2 separate regions of the Mus musculus genome follow, and region 2 is linked to region 1. The links are chromatin loops, found by intact Hi-C in ENCODE. Cell type or tissue: heart. All regions are shown on one strand. Each heading gives the region's core, and the rest is flanking DNA. Links, peaks and the distances in the headings are about the cores only. Region 1 holds the start of Snx4 (sorting nexin 4). Region 2 holds the start of Iqcg (IQ motif containing G).

The links. Peaks named below come from ENCODE experiments on the same cell type or tissue, not always from the same donor. Only the 100,000 strongest peaks of a DNase experiment are listed, where the experiment ranks them.
Region 2: it touches region 1 in a loop (3-fold over the local background); 2 of 42 quality-filtered maps call a loop at or near these places.

Annotation. Positions count from the first base shown.
Region 1 is chr16:33,251,237-33,254,140 of GRCm38, reverse strand. It overlaps Snx4 (sorting nexin 4), which reads right to left and starts at 2,685. Exons shown (of 14, transcript NM_080557.2): 1 at 2,540-2,685. The coding sequence starts at 2,680. In heart, for the core only: a CTCF peak has its summit at 1,086 (motif pointing left); no DNase peak of the experiment used is centred there; H3K4me3 peaks cover 1,254 bases; H3K27ac peaks cover 918 bases.
Region 2 is chr16:33,054,996-33,057,899 of GRCm38, reverse strand. Iqcg (IQ motif containing G) reads left to right here and starts at 1,714. Exons shown (of 11, transcript NM_178378.3): 1 at 1,714-1,749. It overlaps Rpl35a (ribosomal protein L35A), which reads right to left and starts at 1,447. Exons shown (of 5, transcript NM_001130485.1): 1 at 1,390-1,447; 2 at 722-764; 3 at 358-510. The coding sequence starts at 732. In heart, for the core only: no CTCF peak of the experiment used is centred there; DNase peaks (open chromatin) are centred at 1,379 and 2,019; H3K4me3 peaks cover 2,120 bases; H3K27ac peaks cover 1,908 bases.

The DNA of each region.
Region 1 (2,904 bases), core at 110-2,609:
AAAGTAAGAGGAAGTATGGAAGCTCACATCTGTAATCCCATCACTAAGAATCAAGAGAAGGGCTGGGCGGTAGTGGCGTATGCCTTTAATCCCAGCATTTGGGAGGCAGAGGCAGGTGGATTTCTGAGTTCGAGGCCAGCCTGGTCTACAAAGTGAGTTCCAGGACAGCCAGGGTTATACAGAGAAACACTGTCTCGAAAAACCAAAAAACAAACAAACAAAAGAATCAAGAGAAGGATTCCCAAAACTTCCAGGCTAACCCAGGTAAAGGTGAGAACCTACCTAAACAGAGCAAAAATATCACAAAATGGTGGTTCTTGCCTGTAATCCAAGAAAATCAGGAGTTCCAGAATGCCCTGGGCTACATGAAATCTTGTCAAACAAAAACATATAGAATAGTCTAAGTCTGGGCTGGATAGACAGCTCAGTGATTAAGAACATTGTGTGGCTAGGTGTTGGTGGCACAAGCCTTTATTTCAGCACTCAGGAGGCAGAGGCAGGTGGATCTCTTGTGTTTGAGGCCTGCTGGGCCTACAGAGTGAGCTCTAAGACAGCCTTACGTGGCCTTGCAGAAGACGCAGATTCTGTTCACAGCATCCACCTGGTGGCTCCCAATCATGCTTACTGCCACTTCCAGAGGATCTAATGCCCTCTTCTGACCCTCACGGGCTCACAAATGACACATGTGCACACACACACACACACACACACACACACACATACACATGCACGCAGACAAAATACTCATACATACAAAATAAAATAAATCTTCAGAGTACATACTGCTCTTGTGAAGGACCCAAGCCCAGTTTTCAGGACCCATGTCAGGCAGTTCCTATAACTACAGCTCCAGACAGTCACACCCACAGTCACAGAGTGATACCCACACACAGATACATACAAAATAAAAAAGAAACTCATGTCAAAACTATGTATTAGGGCTGGCAAGATGGCTCAGCAAGTAAGAGCACTGACTGCTCTCCCGGAGGTCCTGAGTTCAAATCCCAGCAACCACATGGTGGCTCACAACTACCCATAATGAGATCTGATGCCCTCTTCTGGTGCATCTGAAGACAGCAACAGTGTACTTATGTATTATAATAATAAATAATTATTTAAAAAAAGAAAAAAAACTATGTATTAGCCAGGCATGCCTTTAATATCAAGGAGGCAGATCTCTGCATTGCAGGCCGACAATGTCTGGGGCTTGTAGGGAGGGCTACATATTATATGATGACAATTATAGGACATGCCTGAAAGGGAAAACAACAGGAATGAAGAAAAGAAAAAGGAAAGAACAACAGGAGAGGGACAGAGAAGAACAGGCAGCGTAGAGGATTTTTTAGGACACTTAAAAGTTCATGTGACAGTGTGTAAACTATGGACTTTGGGTGACAACCTGGCCTCACCGCGTATAACATAAACGAGTCTGGTAAGAAGCGTGGACAAGGCACAAGTCTGAATATGAGAACTGAGTATACGGGAAAATCTCCCCATTTCTCTTTCAATTCTACAGCGACCTTAAAACTGTTCTCAAAAATCAAAGTCTTAGCCGGGCGTGGTGGTGCACGCCTTTAATCCCAGCACTCCTGGGAGGGGAGAGGGCAGATTTCTGAGTTCGAGGCCAGCCTGGTCTACAGAGTGAGTTCCAGGACAGCCAGGGCTATATACAGAGAAACCCTGTCTCGAAAAAACACAAAACAAACAAACAAACAAAAAGTTAAAGTCTTTAACTTATAAGCACACATAAATGGTTTAAGTAGTCAAAACCTCCAACTGCTGAGAAGTTCCTGGTTAGCTCTCTCGAAACTTAGTCCTCTCTAGAGACGCATCAATCATAAAAATGTACGGGTTACCTTAGCATGAATACCTACTGGGGGTGAGGGGGCAACAGCAAAATGGCTGGACAGGGGCTGAGCAACTGAGGGTCAGGGAGTTCAAATACAGGGCGCTAATGAGTTTCCTAAACATTTGTTCATCAGAGTCTACAAATCCGTCACGACCCTTTGGATGGATGCACTCACAGATTGACAACGCGACACTCCCTTAACTCAAAAGGTGAGAAACACCAGTTATCACCGAGGGGCGGGGATTGCAGGAGGAAACATTATAACGACATTACAGCTAAATGGAGAGTTCAACAAATGTTTCTTCCTCTGTCCCTTCTCTTTAACGTGACGCTGATGTCTATTTCCCGACGTGTCCATAGGCCAAGCCCCCCTTACTGCGCACACTCGCCTCTCACCAAGGGTGTAGCCGCCTCCCAGCGACCCCCTCGGCCGGCCGGAAACAGCAGCGAGCCTCTTCAGGGCCAGACCCCGGGGGACGCGCCCACTGACACCGCGGGCCACGCCACCACGGACACGCGTGACAACGCCCACGCGGCGCTCCGGCACGCCGCGCCTGTGAGTCCATTTCCACTCCGCATCGGGTCATCCTCCGGTCTCGGGACCGCACCCACCAGACCCAGCCAGGGCGGCCCGGCCCGGCCCGCTAGGCCCGGCCCCAGACCGGAAGCCTCCGCCGCCCCTCTCCTCACCGTGTCGACCCCTGAGCCGTCTTCTCGGGTGCCCTCGTTCTCCTCACCGACCGCGGCCTCCAGCACAGCGCCAGGGCCACCCAGCGGCTCCAGGGGTCCAGGCTGCAAGAGCTTCTCGGGGTCCGGAGGTGCCTGCTCCATAGCTGTAGTTTGGCACCGCGAGTCCAGTGCGCCTGCGCGGGGCCTTGACTCCAGCCGCCCCGCCCTCTGCTTGTGGTAGCTCCGCCCTGCGCTCTCGGTAGTCCCGCCCCTGCCCACAGAAACTCCTCCTAGGCAGCGGAGACCCCAGAACGCTGGACCACCAGCCAAGACCTGCGACCGAGGGAGGTAGGGGAAAGCTAGGGCGACTACAGAGGGTTGGCTAC
Region 2 (2,904 bases), core at 94-2,593, 200 kb after region 1:
ATAACAAGAACAATCTATTCTAGTAATTGTCATTTTTAGTAACTAAAACAAATCAAGATACATTGAAAAGTACTATATAAACCCTTTCAAAGGAAAATGAAAGGTACTAAGAGCTGTAATCTTTGTTTTTAACCATGTTAGGGACTTAACACAGGGAACTTCTACACTTGTACTACGAACCAATGGTGCCTATATAGTCCATACCACCGACAAAAAGATCCCTCTCTAATTTCCTCTAAGCTCTTCACGTGTCTAGGAAGACTCAACCACACCAATTTCTCACTAACACCCCTACCTTTTCAGTAGAAAAAACGAGATTAGTCAACCAAAAATTAAAAGGCATGGGAGCATACTTACTTTTTTGCCTTATACACATAAGCACATCTCTTGCCTAAGTAGAACTCCGTTTCATCTCGGGCATAAACGCCTTCAATTTTAAGAAGAGCCGTGTGCTCTCTTTGGTTCCGGAGACCTCGCTTGTAGCCAGCAAAAATGGCCTTGCACCACAGCCTAAGACAACGTTAAGAAAGACATGATGACTACCCCGTTACAACTTTTCATGTATCTTTTAGCAAGCCACCATGATTTGCTTTGTAGCAATTCCTACTCCAGCTATCTACAGCAGACCTCTCGTTCCCCTCCCGCATTACACTGAACTTTAGCTTCGCGTTTAATAGAACGAAACAGAAATGGAGAAAACGACTATTGTGAGATCGCGTACCTTCCAGACATACTTGCTGTTAGAAGTCCTGTTCCCAGCAGGCCTGAAAAACAAAACCGAGAGCTCAACCGAGAGTCATGCAGCACGCATCCCACCTGTCACTATTTCCCGGCGCGAGAGATGGCTTCAGTCGGCGTCCCAAGGATGGGGACCTCTTACCTACGCCCTGCCCCCTATAGAGGCAGAGCCTGGCAAAATACTCAGGGCTCCGACAACCAATGACAACGAACGACTCGGAATCGTGGGCAAAGGCCGGGTGGGAAGGCGACTCACCCGAGACTTAACTTCTCAAACCCCAAAAGGAACCCGGAGGCGAGCTCATGCCTCCATCAGTACAGAAAGCAGCTAACACAGGCGAGATCCGGCTCTGTGCGGGGAACCCAGCTCCCAGGGACCACCGCTCCCCGGGCCAGTAAGACCGGGGGAAATGCACCCATTCTCTCCTCCCGAGCCGGAGATCGACCGAGACCAGCGAGCTCTCCTCCCCCGGCCGGGGCCTCCACACCATCAGCCCGTCATCGCCTCCATCCCGCCCTCCATCCTCCTGGAATCCCCAGAAACCTCTGGCGGTCGGGTTCTCCGAGACGCCAGGTTGTCTCGGTGAGGGATGAAACTAAACGCACCCCAGCAATCGGGCCCCAAAGCTCAGCAGCAGGAACCCCCCTCACCTCCACAGGCGCCAAGATGGCGGAAAGAGGAAGGCAAGCCCCGCCGCGCGGCCTTGTGGGACGCACGCCCCGCCCCTCTCCGCGCTTAGGCCGCTCACACTGCGCCAGAAAGCAAAGGTCAGAGACAGAGAGAGAGGCTCGACTCAGCCAAGCCGCGCTCAAGAACTTTAAATTCTTTCCCTCCTGCCCTTTCGTCTTTGTAAGCGGCAACACGTATTATTTAGGAACAAGGAAAGGCAAAATCGTAGTCGACTAAGAAAGAATCAGGGGTCCTACTTAAAAAAAAAAAAGAGCTTGCGCGACGCGTTGCCATAGCTACCGATTAGTTTGGTTCCCGCCTCCAGCTGGGCTGGTAGAGAGGTAAGGAAAAGTTAAGTGTTTTCTCCTCTTCCTAGAATGGAGACTGGGATCCTACCATATAGGAGAGAAAAACCTGGAGCATGAAGGCAGGAGTTTCTCTTGATTTGTTCTTTTATTTTTTCCCATCTTTAATTTAACAAACAGGGTGTGGTAGCCGTTGCCCGTTAACCTCAGCATTTATTCCGGAGACTGAGGTAGGAGGATCACATCACAAATTCGAGGCTAGGCTAAGTTACATAGCAAGGCCCCATCTTAACAGCAACAAACATCCATGAGGCAAACCGCGGTCCCGGTGCTTGCTTGTAACCCCAGTATTCTAGCTGTGCGAGCAGGTGAATAGGACTTAAAAGACCATCCTCTGCTACATAGGGAGTGCCAGTCAGCCTGAGCTACATGAGACCCCATCTGAAAAAAAGGGAGACGATGTGAGGAAGTGAGAGATAGAAGATATCCTTCCATCCTTTCCCTGACTTGTCGGATGCAGATAAATTTTTTAAAATTCATTTATTTATTATATGTAAGTACACTATATCTGTCTTCAGACACTCCAGAAGAGGGAGCTAGATCTCGTTATGGCTCCATGTGGTTGCTGGGATTTGAACTCTGAACCTTCGGAAGAGCAGTCAGGTGCTCTTACCCACTGAGCCATCTCACCAGCCCACAGATAAATTTAATAGACTCAGATTTACAGTTCCTAACTTGTGCATTAATTAAGGCGAACTGATGGATCCATTCATTTAATCAGAGAGTAATTTATTGAATGACTACCACTACCAAGAATGCTGTAGGCTTGTAGGGCACCAGAGTAAACAGACTAAAACGTCTGCCCTCTTGCAGCCTACATGAGGGAGCAAGGATGGCATGTTGGCTCTGGTGTCTGTAATCCTTGCACTTAGAAGGTTGAAGTATGAAGATTGCTCTGTTTTAGGTCAGTAAGAGGTACATTATGTGTACACAGATATCCTGAGCTACAGAGTAAGAAATCTCATCCTTGCTCCCTCACTCCTCGCAAAAAAAAAAAAAAAAAAAAAACAAGACAACAAGCAGATTAGACATGTGGTATGTTAAAAGGTCAAGACTTCCTTTCTTTTCCTTTTTTTTTTTTTTTTTTTTTTTTTTTTTTTTTTTTTTTTTTGGTTTTTCAAGACAGGGTTT